2 separate regions of the Homo sapiens genome follow, and region 2 is linked to region 1. The links are chromatin loops, found by intact Hi-C in ENCODE. Cell type or tissue: gastrocnemius medialis. All regions are shown on one strand. Links, peaks and the distances in the headings refer to the core of each region. The heading gives the core; the rest is flanking DNA.

The links. Peaks named below come from ENCODE experiments on the same cell type or tissue, not always from the same donor. Only the 100,000 strongest peaks of a DNase experiment are listed, where the experiment ranks them.
Region 2: it touches region 1 in a loop (3-fold over the local background); 4 of 110 quality-filtered maps call a loop at or near these places.

Annotation. Positions count from the first base shown.
Region 1 is chr6:125,307,848-125,319,928 of GRCh38, reverse strand. No RefSeq gene overlaps it. Among named protein-coding and RNA genes, the nearest start is that of HDDC2, 12 kb to the right of the region's middle. In gastrocnemius medialis, for the core only: CTCF peaks have their summits at 5,652 and 8,680 (motif pointing left); DNase peaks (open chromatin) are centred at 5,628 and 11,518; H3K27ac peaks cover 1,531 bases.
Region 2 is chr6:125,662,420-125,679,446 of GRCh38, reverse strand. All of the region lies in intron 2 of HEY2-AS1 (HEY2 antisense RNA 1), which reads left to right. It overlaps LINC02523 (long intergenic non-protein coding RNA 2523), which reads right to left and starts at 5,094. Exons shown (of 4, transcript NR_038906.1): 1 at 4,972-5,094. RefSeq lists an enhancer at 8,283-8,993. In gastrocnemius medialis, for the core only: no CTCF peak of the experiment used is centred there; a DNase peak (open chromatin) is centred at 8,646; H3K4me3 peaks cover 935 bases; H3K27ac peaks cover 1,333 bases.

The DNA of each region.
Region 1 (12,081 bases), core at 3,881-11,880:
ATAGCTCTTATTATTTTGAAATACGTCCCATCAATACCTAATTTATTGAGAGTTTTTAGCATGAAGGGTTGTTGAATTTTGTCAAAGGCTTTTTCTGCATCTATTGAGATAATCATGTGGTTTTTGTCTTTGGCTCTGTTTATATGCTGGATTACATTTATTGATTTGCGTATATTGAACCAGCCTTGCATCCCAGGGATGAAGCCCACTTGATCATGGTGGATAAGCTTTTTGATGTGCTGCTGGATTCGGTTTGCCAGTATTTTATTGAGGATTTTTGCATCAATGTTCATCAAGGATATTGGTCTAAAATTCTCTTTTTTGGTTGTGTCTCTGCCCGGCTTTGGTATCAGAATGATGCTGGCCTCATAAAATGAGTTAGGGAGGATTCCCTCTTTTTCTATTGATTGGAATAGTTTCAGAAGGAATGGTACCAATTCCTCCTTGTACCTCTGGTAGAATTCGGCTGTGAATCCATCTGGTCCTGGACTCTTTTTGGTTGGTAAACTATTGATTATTGCCACAATTTCAGAGCCTGTTATTGGTCTATTCAGAGATTCAACTTCTTCCTGGTTTAGTCTTGGGAGAGTGTATGTGTCGAGGAATGTATCCATTTCTTCTAGATTTTCTAGTTTATTTGCGTAGAGGTGTTTGTAGTATTCTCTGATGGTAGTTTGTATTTCTGTGGGATCGGTGGTGATATCCCCTTTATCATTTTTTATTGTGTCTATTTGATTCTTCTCTCTTTTTCTCTTTATTAGTCTTGCTAGCGGTCTATCAATTTTGTTGATCCTTTCAAAAAACCAGCTCCTGGATTCATTGATTTTTTGAAGGGTTTTTTGTGTCTCTATTTCCTTCAGTTCTGCTCTGATTTTAGTTATTTCTTGCCTTCTGCTAGCTTTTGAATGTGTTTGCTCTTGCTTTTCTAGTTCTTTTAATTGTGATGTTAGGGTGTCAATTTTGGATCTTTCCTGCTTTCTCAGAAAGAAGTTTTTTTTTCAACAAAGATTTTATTTTATAATTATAAAAAATGTCATATGCTCTTTGGGAATAACGTTGAAAAATTAATCTCCCAGAGATTTGTTATATCAAATCTCCCTGAGCCCCAAACAATGAAAAATCAACCAAAATTCCACTGACCAAGATCATGACTATAAATATTTTATTGTACTTTTGTAAGCTAAAATCAGTGCCAGCCACTCAATTATAGCTTCTCATTTCAACTAATATTTAAATAATTATTCTCCCTTATTATTAAGAATCTTTGGAAGCATTAATTTTAATAGCTACATAGTATTCAATCATATACATCTACTTGTTAACAATTTACTTAACAGTGACTCTGTTAGTCTCATTTTGTTTGGGGCCTTTGTTTTTTCGTATTCTTTGGCTTTGCTTTTATTTTTGATCTGATGAACTATATTGTATTTATTTTCTTATCTTGCCTGGAATATAATATTATGTATATGTATAGTTAAAACATTTCTATAGGCTGGGCGCGGTGGCTCACGCCTGTAATCCCAGCACTTTGGGAGGCAGAGGCCGGCGGATTACAAGGTCAAGCAACTGAGACCATCCTGGCCAATGTGGTGAAACCCCATCTCTACTAAAATTACAAAAATTAGCTGGGCATGGTGACGCACACCTGTAGTCCCAGCTACTTGGGAGGCTGAGGCAGAAGAATTGCTTGAACCCAGGAGGCGGAGGTTGTAGTGAGCCGAGATCGCGCAACTGCACTCCAGCCTGGACAACAAAGCAAGCAAGACTCCATCTCAAAAAAAAAATTCTATAATTCATATACATACATAAAATATAAGAAGAAGGATATGAAGTCAAAGAGGTAGACCATTATGAAGGTTCTGCTATACTGCTTTCTAAAATTGTGGATCTAGTTGAAACACCATATTCTCATTCCATGTCCCCCACAAGCACGGAATACTATCATTTGTTTGAATATTTGATAACTGAAAAGTAAATGTGGCATCCCATTATTATAACTTGTACTTACAAGGAAAGCAATTTAAATAAATGGAATCATGCCACATTTTTAATTGAAATGTACTAAAAGATCATTTTATCTGATTGTTAAAAATACATCCAGCCTGGCCAACACAGTGAAACCCCGTCTCTACTAAAAATACAAAAAATTAGCCGAGCATTGTGGCAGGCATCTATAATTCCAGCTACTTGGGAGGCTGATGCAGGAGAATCGCTTGAACCTAGGAGGTGGAGGTTGCAGTGAGCCTAGATTGCACCATTGCACTCCAGCCTGGGCAACAAGAGTGGAACTCCGTCTCAAAAAAAAAAAAGAAAAAAAAATACATCCTGACTTTCAATCAGTGGTAAATACATGATACATACCTCTGAATTTCCTTTGTTCTTAAACATTTTATTTTACTTATTGCTACTTTTTTTAAAAACAGAGATGAGGTCCTACCATTTTGCCCAGGCTGCTGTCGAACTCCTAGGCTTAGGCAATAATCCTTTCATCTCAGCCTCCCAAGGTGTATTGCTACTTTTAAAAATTCAGAGTTAGAGATGTCATTGGTTTGGTTCACAGAAAAGGCAGACTTTTGATTGCGTATCTAAAATTGGAAACTGAGTTCAAATAATTCCATTTTATAGTTGAAAACTCCATTTTTAGACACCAAAATTTAATTCTTTAATAGTCACAGTGGTCTCACACTAGCTGGAATTATTATTTTTTATCCTCAAAACTTATCTCAATTTTGCTTTACATTTATGGCATTTTATTTTTATTATACATTGTTTTTCAAAGTATTGTATGCTATATTCTTATTTTTTTAAACTCAAACCTAATTTTTGGTAGGATTCTACGAGCATTTCGCATTATCATTCAAGCTAATTGTACTTAAAAACAAACAAACAAAGAAAACAGGTATGAGGATTACCAGCTTGAAGGCAGACTCGCTCGCTAGAAAAGTGTCCACATAACCAACTTTAGCAGGATGTGGGATTTTTGCCATTGACTTTTTTCCATTCATGGTCTTACTTGTGAACAGTGTAAGTGAAATGAGCTGGTTGGTGGTCTGCGCCTGTCCGGTCATTGCTGGGAAACCGTCAGGATTACAATGGTCCTTTGTTGGCTGGCTTGGCAGCTATGCCAGGAGCTGAATGGGCCACTGAGACTGAACTAGTTACGATGACTGCTCTGTCCTCTCAAACAACCAGAAGCCCTCCCCGTCTCTTAGCCCGGCCACACTGAGATGACAGCATGGATGTGGAGATGCTCCAGTTGCCCCCACCAATATGCTTCACCGAACTGCTTAATGGAAAATTCTGGCTTTCTGATGGTCACTCTCAAATTCAGGAAGAGCGCCAATCTCACCAGAAACTTGCAAAAGAATGTAGAAAAGCAAGATAAAAAGTAAATCACAAAAAAAACTGGTATGATGGTGTGCTAATCAATCTCACTGAAATCGCTTAGTGATTGTTAGCTAAATAGCTGAGAGGAGGGAGAATAAAAGATGAAAAAAAAAATCAGAAAAAATAAAAAATTTAAAAAAAGCTCCTGGAGACAGGCAGCCCAAAAGTCTGATCTGACCAATTTAGGTCATAGTGAATTTTTATTTGTTGGTTTTTGTCATATTAGATCTCCCAGAGTCTAGATTTTTAACTTTATATGCATCCCCTACTGACAGAGAGAAGGAAACTGAAGATTATGAAGCACGTAGGATAAAAAGATGATTAAATATAAAACAAGTTGCTTTCTCTTCTAACAGCTTTCTGCTCACCCAGACTTCTGGTTTTATTTAAAAAGCCACTGCCTTTGGAAACACATAGGGTCTTTTCAATAGGAAAAGATCAAATGATGTTAATCAGGCCATGAGGCCTAATGCTTTAATGCAACTGTCTCTTTACATTATACACATTCCAGCTCTATAAGGGGGAATGATTTTTATCCTAGAATTTCTTTTTTTCTCCTTCTTCTTTTCCTCCCCCTCCTCCTCCTTCTCTGTCTCTCGCTTTAAATCTTGTTTGACCAATCCGTACAGAATATGCTTGCTTCTATAATTCTTCCTTTCCAATCCCCAACAAGGAACAATCTATTGTGTCTTACAATGAAGAAAGACAAGATGATGGGACAATGCATCCCTCTTCTCTTTTCCACGTTCCTCGCATTTTTGGTTGCTCATTTTAGCCTACATTTCAATGCACTGCACGTAGCCCAGGCTTCTGTCTTCTCATCACCTTTTCTCCTCCTCAGCTATTGGTTCTGCCTGATGGATTCAGTTCCATTTAACTACAGATGTAAATGCATTTACAGCTGTTCTCAATAGCTTTTTTTGAGCCAGTCTTTTCTTCAAGAACACAACCATCATAGTTTGAATTCTGTGGCATGTTAAGCCTGAAGATGCAAATATTGAGGGGTTGGGGGAGAAGATGCGTAATAATTGTCTTCAGATATTTGACCTGCCACCCTGTTGATGTAGGATTAAACTTCTATAGGAATATAGAGCCATTGGAGCAGTGATTCTGAAAGAGGGGCATGTGGTAAGTAGAGTCACTTGGGGACTTCCTCAGGTTATAATTCCTTTCTCTGCTGAGATGCTCATGTGCCTGCTGTAGAGTGCCACTGTTACAATGGGAATGTGATCTATTTCCTAGGAGCATTAGGATGGAAAAATTGAGAGAACTAGAGAAGTGTGCTATAAATTCCACAAGATCAGGTAAACTACATATAACTTCCTCACCTTTTTATTTGTAAGCCCTCACAAGGACTGGCACATGGCAGATGCTCAAAAAAATCTTAAAGTATTGTCTTGTTTATGAATTAAAATTTAAAACTTCAGGGAAACAAATTTTGTTTTAATATAAGGATTATCTAATAATTTGAAGCATTGTCCAAGGTGAGTTGTCATGACAGACAGAAACTGGGGGTACTGGTATATCCATGGAGAGTTGACCCGATCTATGGGACTAACAGAAGGGCAGCCAGTTTGTCCCCAGGCCAAGAGAAAACCCTAACATGTTTTATTTCATGGCCGTGAAAAGATTCATGATTCGGAGGGTATAAAGAGATGCATCCTATCATATCATCAGTTTAAATCAGGGAAACAAATCCTTATGCCTTGCTTTCTGAGGATTCTATGTTAATTTGAACTACAGTTTATTAAATTCTAAATTTCAAATTTCTATGTATAACAATTTGGGGTTTATTACTAAGAATAATACTTGTACCTTTGAAAGTCTCTGAGTACTTGGGTCTCTTTCTCTAGAGCTCTACATGAATGCTGGTACATATCAGCACAAAGATGCCTTCTGCCTGCAGACAGCAAAACCTTTTAACCTCACCTCTTTGCCGTAGTAATTTGGAAACCAAATTTGGAAAAAGCTTGATAGTGGCGCACAACAAAGTCCAACATTTTCTTGAAACATTGGAAGTCTTTTGAGGTTTTGCCCTCTTCCTCTTCCTTTTTCCTGCTCCTTTGTAATTCTAAATGAAATTCATCATCCAAGGGAATGGGGTATGGTGATAACAATTTTTGATATCAATGTATTGCACAGTCATTTGCACTGAACATCTGTGGCCTATTATAAGGAAGTCATAAAGTGGGAAGCCTCCACCAGCGTTGATGTGAGGATATTTTGGTCAAGAGCGCCACCTCTCAGCAGCGAATCAAAGTGGCCCCCTGTGGGCCAAAATCAGAGGAACCATTGGCCAGCGGAAGAGTGAATAATCTAGTCACTAGTATTTTCTCACGGCTCTTCACCCAATTACCTTTTTATTAAACAGTGAGAAAGTGCCTGAGACTGTACATCGTGTCGGTTTTAGTGGAAGCACACGGGAGGTGGATAAATCTGGGCTCTGAAAAATAGCCCTGAGTGTTCTGTGTCAATAAAAATCTACTACTAAAAGACGGCAATGGAAAATTCTTAGCTACTTATTTTAAAATGTAGATCCTTACAGAGTAAAACAAGTCTTCAGACTTTATCGAGGTTAAGAATTATTCCTTAGCATTTTAGAGATCTTAGAGTTCTTCTAAGCCCTTTTGTTATAGGTGAGGAATGTGGGGTTCAGAGTGGTGCAATGACTTCTAAGACTCCCCTATTGACTCTCCAGCCACTGACTGCTGCCCTCAGGCCCTTTCTTTTGAACTCTTTTTTTTGGATTCCCAGGATTTTACAGCTTAGAGGGTACCAGAAAATTGAGACTAAATAAAAACTAATTGTGATATCTTAGACTGTATCTGAATAGAGATTTTATCTTTATACATTTGTTGCATGTGGCTAGTGCAAATAAAGTACAAATCTCTCTATCCATAACACACACAAAACACAGATGTTGATTTCTGGATAAACTTATGTAAATCACTACACATGTGTCTGAATTTATTCATGCAAAAATTTTGAAAAAGCAGTTTTAGATTCTCCTTTATAGGGAGCTTTAAAGTGATTTAAAATATACACCTGTACGTATTAATATGATTTGATGTTCATACGATATTTTCTAAGTAACTTGTCTTTGTTTTTTTTCCTGAGACAGGATCTCACTCTGTCACCCAGGCTGGAGTACAGTGGTGCGATCTCAACTTACTGCAACCTCCGCCTCCCGGTTCAAGCGATTCGCCTGCCTCTGCCTTGTGAGTAGCTGGGACTACAGGCATGCACCACCATGCGCAGCTAATTTTTGTATTTTTAGTGGAGATGGGGTTTTATCATGTTAGCCAGGCTGGTCTCAAACTCATAACCTCAAGTGATCCACCCACCTCGGCCTCCCAGTGCTGGGATTACAGGTGTGAGCCACTGCACCTGGCCACTTGCCTAACTTTTAACAGAGACTTTTGGAGATAATGTCATGTTCTGAGTGACATGGAGGAAATTTTACCTCATTTTTTTTTTTTTTTTTTTTTTTTTTTTACTGTGAAGTGGTATTGCTGTCACAGGAAAAAGGCAGTAGGCTAAGGATGAGAACACTTAGGTTCAAGTTCAGGGTCAGCCACTTAGTAGCTCTGTGGTTTAACCCAAGTCACTTAAACTCTCCTGGGGTGTGTGTGTCTGTGTCTGTGTGTGTGCATGTTAGAGGGCGGGTGTGGTAATAAGAAAATCTAAACTGCCTTTCTCATTGGATTGTTCTTAGCATCAAATTCAATAATGTACTTGAAACTTCTTTGAAACATAAATCAAGTTTAAGTTAGTATTACAATGGCCAGAGCATTTGCTCACCACCATGTAGCATGCCAAGTGGAGGCAGTGTATTTAAAGGTTAAAAGCCAAGTTCTTTGATCTGCCAGTTTGGATGGAATCCCAGCTTCACCACTCACTGGCTGTGTGACCTCTGGTGAGTGCTGAACCTGCCTAAGTTCAACATCCTGATGGAATACGAATGTAGTATTACACATATCTTGTTGGGTTGTTATAAGTACAGTGATGCATGCAAGACATGAAGTGGGAGGTCAAGCCCATAACACGTCAATGTTAGTTTGTCTTCACATTATGAGATTCCTGGCTCTTGCTTTTCCTGGGGTTCTGGGGGATAATCAGTCTAGGAGAGTTTGGCCTGTTAGCCTTTGAAACGTTTACTTAGATCTCCTTTACTTATTTACAGAGCTAAGACGTCACCTCAAATAACATAGGACAAATTAATGTGTCATGAAACAAAATCATCTTCAGCAAAGATTCAAGAGTTTGAGGGCTAAACCCGAGAATATATATTTTTTATTCTAACTTCCTCACTCTCATCTTCAGAGCTATGTCCCTTTCAGAAAAATTCTACTTCAAGAGAAGATTTGGTTTCAGGATGTCTCCTGGACTGGAGGCATGTACCTAGTAAGTGTCCCCAATAATTTCAGACCCTTTATAAACTTGATGGATTTCATATATAACTCATTGTTTTGTATTACAAATAATTTGGTTCACTTACTCTATTTTCCCTTTCCAATTTTGAACTTCACGAAGGGTTAGACTTTTTCTGTCTTTTCTCACTATACCTAATATTTAAGTCACATGAATGATTCAAAGATCATTAATGCTCTGACATTATGTAAGCTTAGACTCCTGTTGTGTCTCACTTACCTTCTCATTGGGCATCTTTGAAAAGTTTGCTTTAATTCTCTGAATCTCAGCTTCTTTGCTCACAAAATGAAGGCAACCTTACTGAGTGCTGATGAATTTGGGAAATAATACCTGGAAAGCCCCCAGTACAAAAATAAAAGCCTTCAATTAAAGTTCCCTATTTATTTTTTACAAATAAAAAAAAAATTCAGGCTTTGGGGGATTGTTGCAGAAAAAAAGGGCCAAGTACAGTGGCTCATGCCTGTAATCCCAGGACTTTGGTAGGCTGAGGCAGGATGATCGCTTGCGGCCAGGAATTTGAGACCAGCCTGGAAAACATAGTGGGAACTCATCTCTACAAATTAAAAAGCTCACTATTAGTATTTGTCTTCTTTAAGTTGTCTGTTATGGTTATTACCAGTACGATGGCCTTCATCTCTATGCGTATGCCTAAGTATTGGCTCAGATTCCCAAGAATGAAAGAAACACGTGGGAAAGGAGGAAAAAAAACACAGGAGCATGTTGAAAGCAGATCCCTTTTGCTAAACCCAAATCAGCCAACACAGAACAATAAATGTATTCCGTGGTCCAGAAGAGAAGGCGCAGCAGGTTTCAGGAGTCTGATAAAAGAGAATACTAATGAGATGGTGCCACTTAGTGGTAGTATTCTAATACTACAGGTGGCTGCTTAGTAAAGCAGTGAGGAGTTCATGGCCAAAGATGCCTCCATGTGTTTTCCCTGTTGTCTTTATTGAGTAGGTGGGAAGAGAGGCACAATGTTTCCACACTCTTCTCTCTAACCTGCCCTGAGAGGTGCCATGGACAGCACCCATGATCTGTTTAGCAGTGCTTTGCAGCTTTGCATGCTACTCCTATGTCATAGTTAGATCCTATCTGTGCATATAAATTAGCTCATTAGCAACTCATCAGCAATTAACTAATATATTAATCAATCAAAAATAACCAAGAATGATGAGATTCTTCTTGACATTTGCAAGTTAAAATGTGACCTTGATCACCATTCAGAATTCTCTTTCCCCAGTCTGAAAAGAAAGGCCGGCGGGGTGGGTGGTGGGGAATGCTTATCGTTAATTATGAAAGCATAAGGAACAATGTTTTATCTGATGGTGGCTTCTGCAGCTACTTGCTGACAATTATCTTTTACATTCAATGGTGTGGCATGAGAAGTCCTAAAGTGCTCTACAGACATTATCTGATTCAGTCCTGAATCCCTAGGAAAGAGAAAATGAGCAGATTTAATTATCCTTGTACTTTATAGTAGAATCTATGGAGGGAAACTAAGCCCACAAATAGGGAAAAAATCCAATAGCCCAAGTATAAAGCCGTGTGTCCTTCAACTGTGAGGGAATCTTGTTTTAAAGGTTAGAATTTTAGAATTAGAAGCATTTTTAAAATTAGATGGTCCCGCTCCTTCTTTTATAGATGACAAATAGTTCTATGTTTATCTCACTCAGCTTTTGGTGATTTTGTGTTTTAACACTGATTGCCATGTTTGGTTTTGTTACAGAATGATCTGGCTCTATTAACAAGTCAGGCTATAAAACACCTTCTACAATGTGTCATTTATTGGGAGAGAGTGGGCCTGGGAGAGAATTAGAAACAGCTGAGGGCACATACAGGCCCATTGTGGCTCCTGTTTTAAAGGCAGTTTAAAAGCTCAAATGAAGAGAGAATGGGGAGAAACAGAAAGTTAGAACAGAACAGATGTTGTTCAGCTGTGGCTCTGGCAATAGATGTGCCCGGGCCTTAGAGACAAGGAAGAACCATCTCTGGCAGTATAACATGCTTTCTCCCCAACTCCCTGCCACCCCTAGCCTCACCTGGACATGGGAGAAGACAGGGACAGGAGTGTCACAATTCTGAATATGCTTGCTTTATAGAAATGTCACAACCCAGCTGGACACAGTGGCTCACGCCTGTAATCCCAGCACTTTAAGAGGCCGAGGTGGGCGGATCACGAGGTCAAGAGATCGAGACCATCCTGGCCAACATGGTGAAACCCCGTCTCTACTAAAAATACAAAATTAACCGGGCAAGGTGGTGCATGCCAGCTACTCAGGAGGCTGAGGCAGGAGAATCACTTGAACCTGGGAGGTGGAGGTTGCGGTGAGCCAAGATCGCATCATTGCACTCCAGCCTGGGCAACAAGAGCAAAACTCCATCTTTAAAAAGAAATGTCACAACCCTTGGACCAGCAGCATCTATTTTTATGGAACTTGGGAAACATCTCCCAAATAGATTGGTTTTTTGAGACAGAGTCTCACTCTGTCACCCAGGCTGGAGTCCAATGTTGAGATCTCAGCTCACTGCAACCTCCACCTCCTGGGTTGAAGCAATTCTCCTGCCTCAGCCTCCCAAGTAGCTGGGATTACAGGCGCCTGCCACCATGTCCAGCTAATTTTTTGTATTTTTAGTAGAGACAGGGTTTTGCCATGTTGGCCATGCTGGTCTCAAACTCCTGACCTCAGGTGATCCACCCACCTCGGCCTCCCAAAGTGCTGGGATTTCAGTGTGAGCCATCGCGCTCAGGTAAATGAACAACTTTGAGATCCTGATTTGTGATGCTCTACAAACACCTGATGGTGCACACCTCCTTGCCTTTGGACAAGGTGATTCTGTCCCTGAAACGTGTCTCCTTTCTAAATCCACCACCATCATCACAATTTTCTTATCACCATGTCTAGAGGAGGCCATGCTAGGTTCTATGTTCTGGAGATAAAAGATGGATCAGACACAGTGTCTACCCTTAAGAATCTTTCTGTCTAGTATCACCATCATGATAAAACTGCTTGAGAAATACTCTATGAAATCAGAAATGTACTGCCAAAAAGTGAGAGAATTCTGCAACTTCATGGTTTGTCATTTGGTACTTCCACTTTCTGAAGTCAAGTCAGAAACAAGGGCAGTCATCAAAAAAGAAACTTTACCTAACATATAAGCTAAGAAAATTGTATTTTCAATTAGGATGAACCAAAGACACACATATTTCTTGAGATGCACTTTATATGGAATAACATTTCTGCTCAGTATTCCCTTGCGAGCTCTAAAATATGATTCCTTGGCAAGACAGCCACCTCAGATTCACCCAGTATTTACATGACATGACAACATTCTAGCATAGCTCCTCTCCAATTGAAGTGTTGTCCCCACACAGAAGACCCTAATGATTGCCAGAATCTCCACATTTCAATTTTGGAAAATCCAGGAGACCATGTAGGTACTAGAAAATATATAATCCATGGTGTTAACAAAGTTTAAGTCCTGACACAGGAGTGGAACATTGAGCAAGTTATTTAACCTTTCTGTGCTGTTTCCATACCTGTGGAAAGCAGATAATGCATTCTGCAGGCTTCTGTGGATTCAAATGATATGGTAGAGATCCCAGCAAAGGGCCTGGCACAAATTAGGTGTTGTGTAAAGAAAGATATTATCATTGTCATATAAATACTTCTTGTACTCGCTCCCTGAAACTCTTGGCCACTCCCGCAACTCCTGTCCTTTCATCGACAGTGCCCAACTGTCCTGTACTTTCAGTGAAGCAAAGCATTGCCATTTTAGTAGCTGCCCTTTTATTTAACTTTTTTTCCTTGTGTCAATATCTGTTACTTGCAATATTCCCCACTTGTTGCCTTTGTTGTTTGCCATTCCCCTTTCTTATTTTCTTCTCTTTTCCACCACACTTCTACACTTCGTGGCTTGCATGCTGACGTGGTTTGACTTTTATGACTCTTATAACATTGAAGTGGCTTTATCTTTTCTGGACATCAAACCACGGAAACACTAAGTGTCAAGTGTCATTTGGGCAAAATCCAAATCATGTTTTGGTTTGATGGTTTTACTGCTGGATACTCTAGATTTATTTTTTGTTAGACATACTTTTAACTCTTTTGCCCCTTTAATTTTCTGGTTTCTATGCCCTCCCAGATGCATAATATCACTGGAATTTTGGCCTCTAGGATAACTAAGATTTTGTTGCAAAACGTACATCTACTCTTCACTAGTTAGAAATGCACTAGAACAACAACAATAACAGTATTTCCTTTG
Region 2 (17,027 bases), core at 4,630-12,629, 360 kb before region 1:
GGTAAAGTGTGTATGTTTGGGGTATTCCTCCATTCAAGAAAGTTGCTCCACTCGTAAACTGGAGCTAGTCTGAATTTGTGAGGTTAGCGCTGCAGCTGGGAGGCTGAATCTGTGGGCTCAGTGGAATGTGCAGAATGCGTTTGATCAGTTTCCCTACTTGGGATTGAATGAGAGGGCATAAAAAGAATGTTATCAAAATAGGCTGAAAGGACTAGTCGAATTCTGGGGCTAAATCTTAGCTTGAATTTCCCTGTTGATATTATTTGCTACAGAAAAAGTGTGACTTTTTATAATTTTTGATATACAAAAAGTGCATGGAATATTTTAGTATCTCTACCAGCCTTTGCAAGTCTCCTATTATTCCCTTCCCCCTGCACCTCAAGGAATCTGACACCAGCTCTGCCATTTGGGAACATAATATGGAAATGAGTATGAAGACGGTTTTAATGACCTTATTGTGTCCTTGACAACCAAGAGATGTTAGTCAAAAATGGCTTTAAGAAAAGCAAGGATTGGAAAGCTCTCTTTTTCTTCTGAAAGAAACTTTGGTAAGAGCCTATTTATAAAGTTTATTGGCCTTATCCGTCCTTTCCTCATGTGTTCAAGGACTCCACAGATAGTTTCCCTCACAACATACCCAGGCAGTAACACAGCTGATGCCAAGAATATCCTCAAGGTTGTCGATCTTTATTCTGTGGGTGGATCACTAGCCCAAGGTCCTTGCATCGTGGGAGGAGAGACTGGGATCAAACCATAGCCCTGGTCTCAAGTAACTGTATACAAATAACTGTCAGCAGATGTCCTAAAACATATGGACAGCTAGCCGATGCAAGACATTCTTACAATAAAGAAGGAAGAAGGCAGCCATACAGCTAGGTACTTTTATTTGTGCAAAGAGTGCCCAAGGAAAGAGATTAGCCTGTTGGACACTGGAGACCCAAATCTTGAACTGACTCTGTTGCTAGCTGCTCTGGTTCTGGACAAGTCATTTAGTTGTTCTGTGTCTATGTCTACTCATTCAAAAATGATCTTGGCAATGTTTGATCTATCTAAATAGGATTATTTTGAGGATAAAGGATGATGTGAAAAGTGAAGCATTATATAAACATGTAATATTTGGCGTTGGCATTATATTAAACAAAGGCAACATAAATAATCTCTTTAAAGCAAATTTGCATTTAATAGGCTCTAATAAGGTTTGTTAAGTGAATAAGAAACTGCAGAATGCTGGAGGAGGAGGGGGTCTGGGCAGTCATTTTATAGATTGGGAAACTAAGGCTCAGAATACTTTTTTTTTTTTTTTTTGAGATGGAGACTCGCTCTGTTGCCCAGGCTGGAGGGCAATGGTGCGATGTCAGCTCACTGCAATCTCTGCCTCCCAGGTTCAAGTGATTCTTCTGCCTCAGCCTCCCCAGGAACTGGGATTACAGCGCCCGCCACCATGCCTGGCTAATTTTTGTATTTTCAGTACAGACCGGGTTTCACCATGTTGGTCAGGCTGGTCTTGAACTTCTGACCTCAAGCGATCCACCTGCCTCAGCCTCCCAAAGTGCTGGGATTACAGGCGTGAGCCACTGCACCCTGCCAAGGCTCAGAATACTTAAGTGACTTAAGTGGCTATCCTAACTTGTTCACGGCAGGGCCCCCATCATGTTCCCATGTCCTGATTCCTAGTCTGTTGCTCTGATAGATCTCATTGCCTCTCTTAGGGACTTGTATGGTTGCTTATATCCTAGCTGCAGAATTAAACAAGAGGAAATCTAGCTATAGGTAATATCTTTTAAAGATTTTAAAATTACCTACATGAGCCATTTTAAACTTTCTTAATCTGTTTTTTTTTTTCTACAGCTCTGTTCCCAGAGAAATACTATAAATACAGGCATGAAGAAACAAACATTAACTATAAATTAATTGTTATTTACATTTCAAAAAGTTGTGAAAGGTTTCTGGAGCTCCCCAAGATTCATCCAAGTTGGCTTCTAAAAATATTTTCCTATAGTTCTAAAATATTTTCCTAAAATTGTAAACGTAATTACAGGTATAATGGGAGGGACAAAGATTATTTCAAACTTTTCTCCTTAGTTTCTTCCTAATTAAAAAATAACTTAGAGTATAAAGTTTGTTCAACAATACAATGTTTATTATCTAAAAATATTGATGTAACATTAAAAGATATTGGTAAGAGCTGAGTAAGGTAGAACATGCCTGCGGTCTCATATTCTTGGAAGGGTGAGGTGGGAGGAGCACTTGAGTCCAGGAATTCAAGTCCAGCCTGGGCAATGTAGTGAGGGTCTGTCTCAAAAAAAAAAAAAGCATTTTCAGTTAGGTTTATTCTAAATTCAGGAGAACCAAATCCAGTTTAAACCCATCGCTGATAAAAATTCATCTTATTAACCCTTTAGCTCAATTCATCATATGTCAGTTTTGATTCTTGATCATGAGGGGATTTCAGCACACAGTAGTAATGATTCCTCGGTCCTATTCCAACTACACTTAAGGATTTGTTTTTTGCTCCATGACTTAGTATCATGTGACACTGAAAAATTAGGAAAATAATCCACAGAAAGAGGCAAATATATTTACCTTAATTGAAGAGGAGCCGTGATATGTATACAACATAAAAGTAAATATCTTATTCATTTAAGTACACTTAGGTTTTTTTTGTTACTGACTAGAAATAATTAAAAATCTTGACCTCCTAAGAAATTTGTTGAGGGAGAGAGAAACTAGCTCTCTCAAATCAGGGGGAAAAAATCCAAACAACCAAGCTAGAAATATTGGAATTTCTTTAAAGTTCTGAGGGAAAACATACAATATAACATTTATAGCCATCTTTACATTGTTCAAAGTATTGCTTCTTGGATGGATCTGTCTCAGGCATGAAGTGAGTTCAACACCATAACTCCCTTTTGGTGTGGCAAGAACAGAAGAAAAAATGAACAGTTCTCACAAAGGCACTTCAAAAATGAGGATCATAGGATAGTGGTGTTTATTTAAAAGTTTACATATTCTGAGCCCTTTTAAAAACAAGATGAACCAGTAATGTTTTGTCTGTGCTGTTACTGAAATCTACAGTTTAAGAACTGAGCCTATGACCTGTGGGCTTCTAAGATCCTATTCAGCCAAGGTGAGCACTCTCAAGGGAACAATTCCTTATACTTGGCTTTCACTTTTATCTGGAAAATCAAGGCTGGGGCCATAACACAGCAGTTGTGGCAAACGGTGTCTAGATGGTCACTATCCACTATTCCCTAATTGACTGAGGCTCTTGGAGTCTTAGGAATGTAGAAGCAGTGATGAAGGTGAATAACTAGCAACAGCTTTGAGACATTCCCACAGTTTTCTTGGATGGCTGCTAGAACCAGACTCCAGAGACAATAAACAAAAAACTGGTAGTAAAATGGGAGGAGATAATGTTCTGAGCTAAATACAGTCTGAAAGACTCCATGTCTAGAAATAGGGTTTTATATGCCACTCAGGAGTTCTTTGGATCTCTTTTTGAAAAATGAACTCATCGTCTAGCATTTGAGGCACTTGTTCTTTGAGCCAATTTAGGTCTGCCTTGAAGTTCTCCCATTCTCTCTGATGGATAGCTCTCTGATCTTTATTGAAGATCAAGGCAGTGAGGAAATAGGGTTGACTATGGTATACAGAGCTTGAACGAGAAATAAAGTTAGAACATGGGTTGCCAGAGCCAGGCATGCAATCTATGCTTGCAGGTGAGGAGACACCAAGATCTCATTACATGGATGGTTTGCATATTTGGAAGGGAAAGCAAGAATAACTGACATGGGAAGGAAAGGCAAATCTAGAGAAAAGAGTAAATGCTTGGAATTGCTTCTGGGAGTGAGGACCACCAATTCATGGTAAACTGTCTTACCCTCTTGAGTTAAGTTGCTCTAATTAAGCTTCCAGAACAGAAGGTGTTGAAGGAGTTAGAAACTAGATCACCAAGGTTTTCTTGTTGTTTAACCTGATTTGCATGACCTCTAGAAGATATGTTTAGCATTACAAGCCTCTATGAATAGATATTTTGTCCATTTTTCCTGAAAAGGGGTGTTATAGTTTGGGTTCCCAGGAATCAGACTCTGATACACTGAGATTTGTGTACAGTGGGTGTGTTGGGAAGGGTTCTTGGCAACAATATCTTTGAGGGGTAAAGAATGCAAGATTAGGCAGAGAAGAAGCTGGATTACAAAGATGTTGCAATAAAAGTCTTAGCTATTCCTATGGGGAGTGCTGGAGCTGGGGTAGTCCTTGGGCCGAGGACGTCAGTTCTTTATAAAAATCAGTCACCAGATGAGCAAGTAAAGGATTTTTATCCCTATTGGGCAGATAAAGAAACAGGCACAGGGTTGAAAACTAACTGCCCAAAGTCACATAACTTTTAAGAGGAATAGCTGCAGGTTATTTCTGCTGAGGCCCAACTCCAGACACATGGTTGAGCCAGATAATACATCACCCCTGGCAGAGGGGTACAGGATATGGTCTCCCATCGAACAGTGACCTAAGTAAAATAAATGTGCCTCTGAATTTCTGTAAAATTTAAATGTGCATATCTTTTGGTTTTGCATAATATAGAAAATTTTATATATTTAATAAAAAATTATTTTTGACTGGTAAAATTTTCAAACAATTTTTTTGACACCAAGATTTTGTCTTTTGACTTATAGCTTAATGGTAACTTCAGAATAATACTCTTCTTAGATCTCATGTTAGCTGACCTTTTCTTAAAAATAGATCAGAAGACCATCTCAATGTGCTAAATACTGTCCCTTGAATTAAAGTACACCAAAATAATAAATGTTGTGTAACTTTTATAGTTTATAGAGTTCTCCACATAATCCACACAGTGTGGGTTTGAGGTAATGTTGCCAGAGCATAAATGTGAAATCCATGGCTGTGAAAAGTTGTGAGATTTGCCTGAGGTTACAGTCATTGCAGGTGATCCCGGCCTCCTGTACACCTTACCTGGGTCTGCATGTCCCATGTGCTCCATACGCTGCCTCACTCCAGCGAACATTCCGCGATGGCTCTGTATCCAAGAAGTAGGGTGTTGTACTTATGAATCAATGGAAGGACCAAGGCCCCTGTGCTTTCAGTGTGAGAGGAGCAGCCAAAACCACTGCAAAGAGGGGTTGGAAATCTGATCTCCCATGAGAGCTGAGGAAAAAAATTGCTTCTGGAAAGGGATGAAAGGTTTTAATATAACTCATTATCTGTTTTCTTTGGATGAACTTTCTGCTATTAGTCAACGTGATTTGGGCTTGGATACCACATTAGAACCGGTAACAGAAAATATTGATCCTACAACTTGTGAGAAGCCTGAAATGGGTATGAGTTTATCTCAACACTTCCATAAATGGCAACTTGCATTCCAGTTATTTGAAACTTTCTTTATTATTATTATTTGAAAGGGATCCAGCTAAAACATAATTTGTTTGGATTCTTGGGTCAACGATTTTACTTCTACTGGCAAAAAATATACTACATAAAATGGCTATGTATATTTTTCTTAACTTTCCTTTCCTTTTTGGTCACTTAGCCAGAGTGAGGTCCTGGAGAATATTCTGCACATGCTTTAGTGTGGGGAAAATGAGTGTATGTGTGAGAGACAGAGCAAGTAAAGGGAGCTGGCTGCATCTCAATGTGTTAGATAACGATGAGCTTGGCTTGTTAAATAGACCAAACCTGTGAGGAACAGCTCTGAAAGTGTTTGGCTAGGGTTTGCTCTCACAGCGCTTAGTAACACTAATAGTGCTAATAACACTTAATAGCACTTCGTAATACTGCTTAATAAGTGTGATGTAGTGATGTGTGTATCAACTAGTAAGTGTTGGAAGATGACTTCCTGGAGATAGTGGTCGAGACCATGGCAGCACCCAGACTCCTTGTCCTCCAGAGTGGTTGTCATGGAAAGTGCCACAAGGCTGCAGTACACTGCTAGGTGGGTCTAACCTCTGGTCAGGCCAGGGTAGTGCCACTTTTGTTGGGGACAATGACCAAAGTTGTGTTGCTGCCAATAATAAAGATAGACATTTTTAGAGCAGATGAACAGGACAAGAAAAGATGATGGACAGTTCCTAGGTTCTCTATGGTTACAATGAAAGCAGTTTTGTATAGAGTTGAAATGTCCATGGGTATACAAAAAAATTTACTAAGTGTTGTCAACGAGTGAAAGCACTAATTATAACAACTTGGGAAATAAAATACCAGTGTTAGAAGTCTTATCATATGACAATTGTAGTAATTTTAAAGAGAATTAACAGGTTTTGGGGCTTGAGGGTTACAGAAAATATTCAGGGCTGAATCCAATAATTGGGTTGCAGGTGTTAGTGCTGAAAACCTTAAAAATGTTCATAAACTTGATTGAGCAGTTGCTTCTGGGAATTAATCCTAAATAAATAATGAAGAATACATGCAAACAACTACAAGAATTGTCTTTGAAACTTGTTTATATTAGTTAAAAATTGGAACAACGAAATGTTGAAAACCAGAGATTTGTTAAATAGGTTATGATATAATAGAATCTCATTTAGTCATTAAATATGATGAGATAGAAATATGCCTAGCTGGGTGTGATGGCTCTCGCCTATAATCCCAGCACTTTGAGAGGCTGAGGTGGGTGGATTATTTGAGCCTAGGAGTTCAAGACTAGCCTGGGCAGCATGGCAAAACCCTGTCTCTACAAAAAATGCAAAAATTAGCTGGATGTGGTGGTGTGCATCTGTGGTCCCAGCTACTCGGGAGGTGAGGTAGGAGGATCATTTGAACCTGGGAGGCAGAGAGTAGTGAGCCGAGATCCCACCATTGCACTCCAACTTGGGCAACAGAGCAAAACCCTTTCAAAAAAAAAAAAAGGCTTAGTATCTGGGGTGACAAGAAATCTGTACCACAAATTCCTGAGACATGATTTTACCTGCATAACAAACCTGCACATGTATTCCTGAACCTAAAATAAAAGTTGAAAGAATAATAAGGAGAAATATGCCTGCTTACATGTTACATACATATGCCTTATAAATAACTTTGAGATATTTCAAACTCACCAAAAACTTGAAGGAATGGTGCAGTGAATATGTGTTAACAACATGTCTCTGTGGATAGGTTCTTCTTTTTGGCCCAGCCTTCTGAAAGTAGTGTACCAATGTCATGAAATTTCACCTCTTAATACTTCATTTGGCACTCCTTTCAAGAGTAAGAGTATTCTCTCTCACAACACCATTACCACACCTAAGAAAATAATCATGGATTCAATAAGATCATTTGCAAACATACTTAAATTGTCCTAAAATATTCCTTATAGCTTTTTTTTTCTGATTCAAATTCCAATGAAATTTTACTCATGACGTTAACTATTATATATCCTTAGTAGCTCTCAATCTTTGAAAACTGTCTCCTCTATTCTTTGATGACTTCAAATCCTTTGGGAAGTCCAGGATAACCATTATGCAGAATGCCCAACATCTTGGATTAGCTTGTTTCATCATGATTAGAATTGGTTAAACATTTTAGGCAAGAACACTTAATAGGCGATGTGCATACTTCTCACTACATTGCATCAGGAAGCATATAGTATCAGGCCACCAAATTACTGGCAAAGTCAAGCTTCGCTGGCTGGAGGATAACAGATGCTTTTATTATAAAGGCACATTTTCCCCTTTATAATTAAAAATAGGTGATATTTTGCAATGTAGATGTACATTTTTCAACATAGAAAATTATGTTCTATTAAGTATAGATAGAAAATTACAAATTGTAGGCAGCTTAATTTTGTTAAAATGATATATATATACATACACACAGGGCAAGGTTTGGAAGAATATATATCCCAAATCATTTACAGTGGTTATGTCAAGATAGTGTGATTATATGTGAGTTTAATTTTGTCTTTTTTATTTGATTATTTTCCTTCTTTTTATGATGACTCTACATAATTTACATTATTTTCAAAGTGAATAGAATGAATTGGCTGTGGCTGATGTGTTATACTCTATTTTAGATAAGTGAATATGGTATATTTGTTTTCATTGTGTCCCTTCCCTGCTTTGGTGACACTAACGTTGAAGAGGTTGTCTGCAGGGCTGAAGTTATTCTCATTTTAATGCCAGGTCCTACTGGGCATATTTCTCTAGGAGAAAACAGTTACATTAATTCAAGGGTGGAATTCTCACACTGGTCTTCTCTCCAGAATTTTCAACACATTTATTTTAATAAGTGCAGTGTAAAAGTGACACAATTTAAAATAAAGTCATCACAGAATTTAAAGCACTTGTTTGCTTCTTGCTCCAGGATGTGTAAAAAATGTCTTAATTCTGAGCAGCATTTTTGCATTTTGCCTCCAAAAGTGAATATATTATGATTATGACCTACAGTGACTTGACCTCTTTGCAGATGTCTTCTGGTAATTTCAGTAAAGGAAGTAAACTTTATTCAGCACAGTCACAGATCTCTTGAGTCAAGGAGATGGGAACTTAGGCTCATCTTGTCTGCTGACACCTAAATGTATGCCAGGTAGTAGGGCAACCAAAGACCAGAGGCATAGTATCTGGGACAAGGCTAGGAAACCATGTTGGCTAAATGACAGAGTTGAAGACGGCCAGATCACAGCCTCTGGCTGCCTTTGTTATGGATACCAGCCTGTTGTTGCTGGAAGCAAAGGCTGCCACAGGCTTTCAGTGGAAGCTGACCAGGCAGGAGGAAATAATGTTGGGTTCTCTCCTTGGGGAAAGCTTCGTTTCATCACTCGGAAGGCAGACAAGCTGGTGCAAAAGGAAACCCACACCTAGTAACTGATACACAGCAGTGACGTCCTGCTGGGAGATCTGAAGAACAGGGCAAGATGGAATTTTGCATTCCATTAACTGTAAGCAGGACGTGAGGGATTAAAGGGGACTTGGAGTGCGCAGCACAAAGCTAAAAATTATTTACTAGCCTGAAGAACTTAAGACAGTATCATTAGTATGTATTTGTAAGAGTAAACCCTCTGATATATTTCTGGAAAATATAATAAGGCTGGCTCCAGGCAAAACTGGTGAATGGGTGGTGTAATTTTATGATACGCTACTTCTATTTCAATACTTATCTGTACCAACCCTGGCATCCCATTTTCTTACTGCTATATTCTTTTCCACTGAAGAATCTGCTCTCAATTTTATACCTTTGAATTCAGGTAGTAAACTTGCCCTTGTAATCCTTGGAACTGAAATAACTCTAAACTAAGCATCAGAAGACTGGGCTCAAGTTTCAATTCCTTCACATACTGGTTACATGAACTTGATCGGACCTGTTAACTTCTCCGAGCCTCAGTTTTATCATCTGTAGATGGGAATCATAAACTGATATGTAACTTAGGTCTCCCTGTATAGAGAGAAGAGAAGAAGATGGGAACTAATGCTTGTTGAACGTCTCCCACATGCCAGGCTCTGTGCTGAAATAACTTGTGCAGCAGTGGTCTCTGTTTGAGCCCAGGCTACAGTCACCATTTGGAGTCTGGAATGTCCATGCATGTCTGGTGCCCTGGCAAGATGGACCTTCCAGCGTTTGAGGGAACTAAGAAGCATCCTTGAAGAGAAGTTATCTCAAAGGAAGAACAAATTCAACAGACAAGCTTAGTTCTATAATACCTTATTAGCAGGGAAGAGTTTCTGAGTAAAGCATAGTGTTTGTCACTTACAACATTCATGAGTCCAGACTCTCATGGATTTACATCTGAAGCCTATGAATAAATGGAGCTATAAATGAAAAAAAAAAAAACCTCGTAAAAACAAAGCTTTATAAGAAACCAGGGAGCAAACAGCACTGCTTTCACACCTTTGTGGAAAAACATAATGCTAGAGGAAGAGTTGCATTCCCTCTGTGGTAGTTTATATACAAGATGGCTACCATCAATTCTTTCTATTCTTACATGTCATTCCCCAGCCAAGAAGTGGAATCTATTTCTCCAATTCCTTTGAAACTGGACTGACTTTAGTGACTTGTTTGACTACTGGAACTAAATAGAAGTAATTTTCAGGGATTTCTGAGCCTTACTCATAAGAAGCCTCGAAGCTTCCATTTGAGTCTCTTGGGATGATTTTTTCTCTGAATTCTAAGTACCATGTAAGAAGTCCAACTACTCAAGATCATCATTCATGAAAAGTCCAAACCATATGGATAGGCCCTGGAGGCTGAGACAGCATGTGGAGAGAGAGATAGGCCAAGGAGCACTGAAGCATCAGACATTTTAACAGCCAATAATGACAGAAGAAGAGTCTCAATTCCCAGCTGCCCAACGGGGATGGCACTGGGATCAGAGATGAGCCACCAAGCCCAGCTCTCCTCACAAAGAGTAATAAACAAAACATTACAGTCATGTAAAGTCACTAAGTGGCTTTAAAAAGAAGAGAAGACCACATGTGTGCAAGTCCTGCAAGTGTTCTAAAAATCGTGTCTGAGAGCTATTTTGTAAAATAAAACAAATTTCAAAGGTTATTTCTGCGAAATAATAGAAAAATTTTATGGATGGAAATGAGGGGATGGTTAAGGTTGGTCACTCATGGGAGAGAACAAGCAGACCGTTGTTTAGTTGGCTATGAACATTTTAACCATGACCTGCCTTCTGGTCATGCTTGGGCTCCCATAGGAAGAAATTTCAAATTAAGTCATGGGGCAGATGGTATCTCGGAGGCCTGTGGATGAGCTTTCATAGATTCCCTCAGTCGGAGTTCAAATCAAGAAGGCTTTGAGAGAACCTGCTCCTTCATGTCCAGAATTGGCCCTGGCATCCCAAGTTATATTGGACTGGGTTATGTTGAAATGGCTTCAGGGTATGGACACAAAGAATCTCTGGGGCAACAGACAAAGTCAATATATACCTATGAATTATGTTATTTGTTCAGAATAAATGCTTCTTTACTATGTTGATGACCCAGCTGGGACGTCTCCTTATGAGAGAGTTAAAATGAAAACAAAAACCAGGTGGAAATGATTGAGTACAAAGAGAGAGATCAGGTCCTTTTGGCCAAAAACCTGGCCCCTGTGTGAAAGACCCAGGATACTACATCAGACATTCTGTGGCCAGTGAGCTAGACATGGTCATGCAAGGCCACCACCACCCCGTTAAGGGTGTTAGAACTCATTGAGTGGCAGTACACAGTCTATGCTAGTCATCCTGCGCTTTGGCAGGGGGTGAGGTTCTGTCGTTCGAGAGAGGCACTCTTGGCAAACTGTGTTCCTGTTTGAGGATTGAACAATTAACAAAGCGATAATTCTCCTTCAGTGTTGGAAGTACAAGGGAGTCAATGTACTGACGCTGAGTTGAAGCAGACGTGTCGGTAGATAGAGTGATACATTTATTCCAGGAGCCATGAAGAGGTTATCATGGCTCTACTATATTACAGGTTTACATCAGGTACTTTTTCAAGGAAACTTTCTCCCGCTAGTTGGTTCAGGTGTGGAGATATACAAGTCCTGAAGCAGGAGATCTTTGGGTCAGTGGATTCAAGAAGGTAATTATTCACTGAGGTGCATTTCTTACACTTGGTCATGCCTTACCCTTGGGCATTGTATGTGTTGAATCATTTTCTTTTTATTAGCCATGAAAATAATCACTCTGTGTTGGGCTGTCATTGTGTTCTATTTTTCTGGCATTTTAATTTTTTAAAAATTGCCTTTCGCTAACTTGAAAACAATGTGTTTTCAGGCTCCAGGTTGTCTGCTCACTAGTGAGTGGGGTCTTGGGTCAGGTCATTCAGATTCCCACAGGATTCATTACTCACCTACATTGTGGTCTGCCAATGCACACCATATACCAATTGCAAGTAACTATATAGCAGGCTTTTGTCTCTAATAAAGGAGCAGGAAATCAGAGGCAACAACTACTTCCTGACAAATTCAGTTCTCTCTCTTTCACTGAGTAGATGTTCTTTTGATTACTTAAACATAGAGGGGAAAAACAAGTTCCAACCTCTGTGGGCAAGCTTTGGCTAGAACGCCATCCAAACCCTGCGGGGCCGCTCGTGAGGCCTTGTTTTTCTCCGAGTCTATTGCTGTGTAATAGAAACCTTCTATAGGAAATTAATGATTAAATATATTCATTCTCAGAATATGCAGGGAATTTTGTTTAAAATCGTTTCATAAAATGAGGGGCAAACTGGGTCTTCCCTTTATTGCTAATATCCCTGAGATCAGTACTTGGACCTAGGGCAAACTTGACCGCACGCCTATACCATTGTCTGAATTGAGGGTTTTGCCTCTGTGAGGTTTGCATCCATATAGATGGAAGGTATGTCTGGTCAGGTCTACATACCTGGTGAAAATGAAAAGGTTGCATACATTCTCCTCCCACCTGCTCTGGAGATTTGGGACTAGAAAGGCAGATTAAAAAATTTGCACTGGTATGTAGTGAGACCAAGCCTTCATATAATAGGGAGATAGTCAGCTATGTAGCTGTGTCAATATTGCTGGGCTTGGGTAGAGGAGAAATACAGAAAATAAAACGTTCAGATTTACACATACTTGGAAGAGGAGATCAAAGAGCTGCATCTCAGATGAATGTTACTGTTTGGTTTATGTGCAGAACTTTCTTGGCACTTTGAGGTTACTTCTGCAAAAATGCAAGTAAAGAAAATAAGAAACCAGCAACTCAGGAGAGATGCAGGAGCATGTTCAAGGGATCTGCATCAATTGGCAGAGAGTCTGGCAGGTGAAGATATTTACTCGAACTTCTCGTAACTGAGATCTCTTATCCTGGCGTGTTCTGAGCAAATTTGAGGGAGGATAAAAATTATCCTTTGGAAGGAAAGTATGAAAGGGAGATGGAAGATAAAGAAGGACAAGAAAGGGAAAAGGATGCTATATTAAAACTTCTTATTCCAGACCCAGAAGCAAAAGGTATGTAGTAATTATATCCAAATCCATCTATCCATCCATCCTTTTTGACATATGTTCATGCAGAAAAGAGAATAAGAGACCTAGGCTTGCTACTACATACCATTCTTTGAAAGTGGTTTGCCTCAATTTGATGCCTCCCAGATGGATCCGTTAATTTTTTTTCTTTTTTTGTAGAGATACAGTCTCACCATGTTGGTCAGGCTGGTCTTGAACTCCTGGGCTCAAGCCATCCTCTCCTCTTGGCCTCCAAAATTGCTGGGATTACAGGTGTGAGCCACCATGCCTGGCCTTCAGATAGGTGCTTTTAAAAGTTCTGTGTGGCCTCTTCACAATGTAACATTTGAGTTGTTAGGTGGGGGCGGAGTGCAGGGTATTCAGTCTGAGAGCCAATCTTTATAACCAATACTCTTTTGTTGTGGTGAAGCTATGAAGAGAAGCAATGAGTCAGATGGTGAAAGGATCCAGCTTTCCCTTCTACTTTAATACCTGGACTGGGGACACATTTGGTAAAGCCCAGTGGAGAAAGGTATCCCTGTCAAAGTTGTATCCATTGTATGGATGAATAGAGAGTTTTTGTCTCTTAGGATGTCAGTCCAGCACCAACCATCAGAATTAAGTTCACTCAAAAATTTAAAGCAAAGCACCCCCTGCAACTTTTCCTACATCCCTGCAGGATTATATTACTATAATCAAAGAGAATCCAGAAAGAAACGGCCTTGCAGGTTATCTGGTTCATCCTCTGTTTGCAGGTTTCCTCCTTCAGCAGAGCCACTACTGTTTGGCTCTGTCCGGTTTCCAGTGTCCTGAGTGAGGGAGCTTCCCGCCTTTCCCTTGGGAGGCCATTCTCAAATCCAGCAGTTCTCACTGCCAGGAAGTCTCTGATAGGCATCTAGAATTTTCCCTTCTTCAGCTGTATCTCATTATACCCTCTCTCCCCTCTCTGGCTGCATGCTGTTTCCCGCCTTGGCCTTCGTGGGCTACACTATATGAAAACTCCTTTCAGGTCATTCGTTTTCCTTTACACATCCTGCTTTCAGTTCTGAAGATGGCAGAGGTTCCTTTTTGAGACTCCCTCTACCATATTTTGTTTGCCTCTTTCTGCATATGTGAGCACAGAATGTACTGTCTCATCTTCAACATAAAGTTGGGTGTTACTAACAACTTGTTTTTGTAGCTTTTGTCATTCTTTTTTCCTCCACAGAAACTAATTATAATCTGACTATGAAGCTTTAGTGTGTTTTCCCAATAGGTTTACTCTTCACAGGGTAACTTTGTGTTAACTTTGAGGATTACAAATCAGCCTGTGCAAAAATGGGAGGAAGAGAAATTTAGTCAAGAATGACACATGCTCTGAAGCAACAAGATGAAAAATCAACTTCAGAGGAAAGGCTTGCAGAATTGTCTGCAGTGTGGCTTTATCAGGTTGTGTGTTGTTAGGGATCTTGAAATAAATGTCCTTTCTATTGTGCATGATGGACTCAGGAGCTGGACTCGGGGGTGGACTTTGGTGCACATCATAGGCTTTGTGGTCATTGTGGACCTAGGGCAACCCAAGGATAACTCCAGATTCCAGAGTGTTTCCAGGTTATCCCAGCTGGACTCTCTAATTGGGAGGCTTCTATACGCTACATCTGATGTGAAGGGAAATCCCCTTTCATCTGAATATCAGGAGACAAGGCAATTGTGGCAATGTTCTTAGTAAAAGTCTAGGCTCTGGAGATAGACTATTCAAACCCTGGCTCTGTAAATTTTGTAGGAATTAAGGCAAGTGGATTAATCTTTCTTCTGCTCAGTTTTCCTATCTGTAAAAGGCAATAGTAATCAAAGATACACCATGGGATGTGGGCAAGGATTGAGCTGATAATGCTAATAAAATAGTGCACACTGGCACGTTGTAAACACTCACAACATGCCCTAAGTGTGCCTAGAAAATATTTCTGAAATGGCTTTGCCAAATTTATGTACGAGGTTACTCATTGCAATATTATAGTGGTAAAAAATTGGAAATAACAAACATATCCAGGAATACAGGCTAAGAGTCTAAAAAAATTTGTTAACAAACAATTTAAGTTACTTTAGAAGAGTAGAGTTCCATGCAAATACACAACATACATGTGTTGATAGATACTGGATGTGAATGCACCAAAATTTTAACATTTTGCTTATTCTCCCTTTCCCCGTCATTAGCAGGCATTACTTTATTTTTTTTTCCAGAAATGGCATGTTTTATAATCTCAATCTCTGTGAAATAATATGCCTAATTTCTGTTTAGGAATTTGTGTCATTTAGAATGAGAAATCTCCTCAGCCTAAGCCTCTGCAAAGCCCTGCTTCCCTGCATTCAGCACCTAGACATATTTTTATAATCAGCAAAAAAGAGGTGTAAAAAATGATTTCCTTGATAAGTAGTATCTTGCAGGCTGTTACAACACAACTCATTGGAGGTAGGCAGGCCGACCCACGGCAGATTTCCTGCCTCTGAGCTCTCTCCACTTTCTGTTCTTGGTAAGCTCTCAGAGTGACCTTGTCATCCCCTCTGCAGAAATAAAAATTGCTTACGGTCTTTAAAATAAATGTATCTGAATTTGAATTCAGATACATTCCTAGCCTTGTTGCTCAAGAGTTTTATGTCTTTGAGCATGAAGAAAGAAGGAAGCAGAATCCATATTTATAAGGGGTGTGCTGGGATACACTTTACATAAAAGTTAAACTAGAGGCCAGGCACAGTGGCTCACGCCTGTAATCCCAGCACTTTGGGAGGCCGAGGTTGTTGGATCACTTGAGATCAGGAGTTCGAGACCAGTCTGAGCCACATGGTGAAACCTCGTCTCTACTAAAAACACAAAAATTAGCTGGTCATGGTGGTGCTTGCCTGGGATTCCAGCTACTCGGGAGGCTGAGGCACGAAAATCACTTGAACTTGGGAGGTGGAGGTTGCAGCGAGCCAAGATAGCATCACTGCACTCCAGCCTGGGTGACAGAGTGAGACTCTGTCGCAAAAAAAAAAAAAAAAAAAAAAAGTTAAGCTAGAGACCACACAGTGGGACAGTGTGGTGGAATGGTGACTCAACCCCAAGTCTTCACACTGCACATCCTCTGCTTTTTTGCTCTGCCTCTAACAGTTGGCCTGGTGTGAATTGGTTTTCTTGTCTGCAAAGTGGGAATAATAAGGGGATTAAATGAGGTAGCCTATTTGGAAGTGCATGGAACATGATACATGTCCATCTTGCAACCGCGTGATAAAGGTCTTGGATGAAGAAACCAAAAGGGGCTTACCTAAAGCTGGGAACAGAACTTCAGGGTTCTGATTTCTAGGTGGATAGTCTCTCTACCAATATACACACTCTGATACATACTGTAATTATTTCCATGAAAAAAACAATTAGAAGTAAATGCATTGTTCCTGTTTTATGTTCAGGTCAAAAGGATTTCTTGATCCTGATAAAACATTTACATCCCTAGTTTACCCTATTTTGTGTTCAGTGTCATACCATGAAAGATATCTCTAAGTGAAAGAATTGACTGATGTTGATGATTTTAAAAGTGAAACCATATGCCAAATTGCCTCTCAAGAGCTAAGAAATAAACTCCCGCTGATGTTCTCTCAGCCTTTGTCTTGTTTGAAATATTTAGATCTGATAGCAGAAGGGCCAGGAGCTGGGTCTTCTCTACATTTTGCCAATGCCAGTGAGGTACTTACTGCGGCATCAAAGTGAATGATCAGCAGTTCTGGGGGCAACCCATCAAGGGGTACAGTTAGCTGTAGTTTCACTTCATCTCAGAATAGGAGACATTTCACAAATTATATTTTGCAAATGAGTTATTTTAAATAGCGGAGATGCCCTATCTGATATGGCCCATGGTTGTGATATTTACATTATGAGCAATATCATTTTCCTTACTTTTTATTATAATCTTTTTTTTTTTTTCCTGCCAAACCCGATGGCTGAAGGAGTACCTCTAGCTCCCGCAGTGGCTCAGGGCTGCAATCTGCTCTGTGTCTGCTCCCCTGACCGTGGGCACACAAAGCAGGCTTCTAAAGATTCCACTGTTTGCTTCAAGCCTCACGCTGAGTCCCTGCTGTTGACCACATTTTGAATGTTTTTCTAATAATTTTTCAACTACTTCCCTGAAAAAAAAGTTCATTTTTGAAAT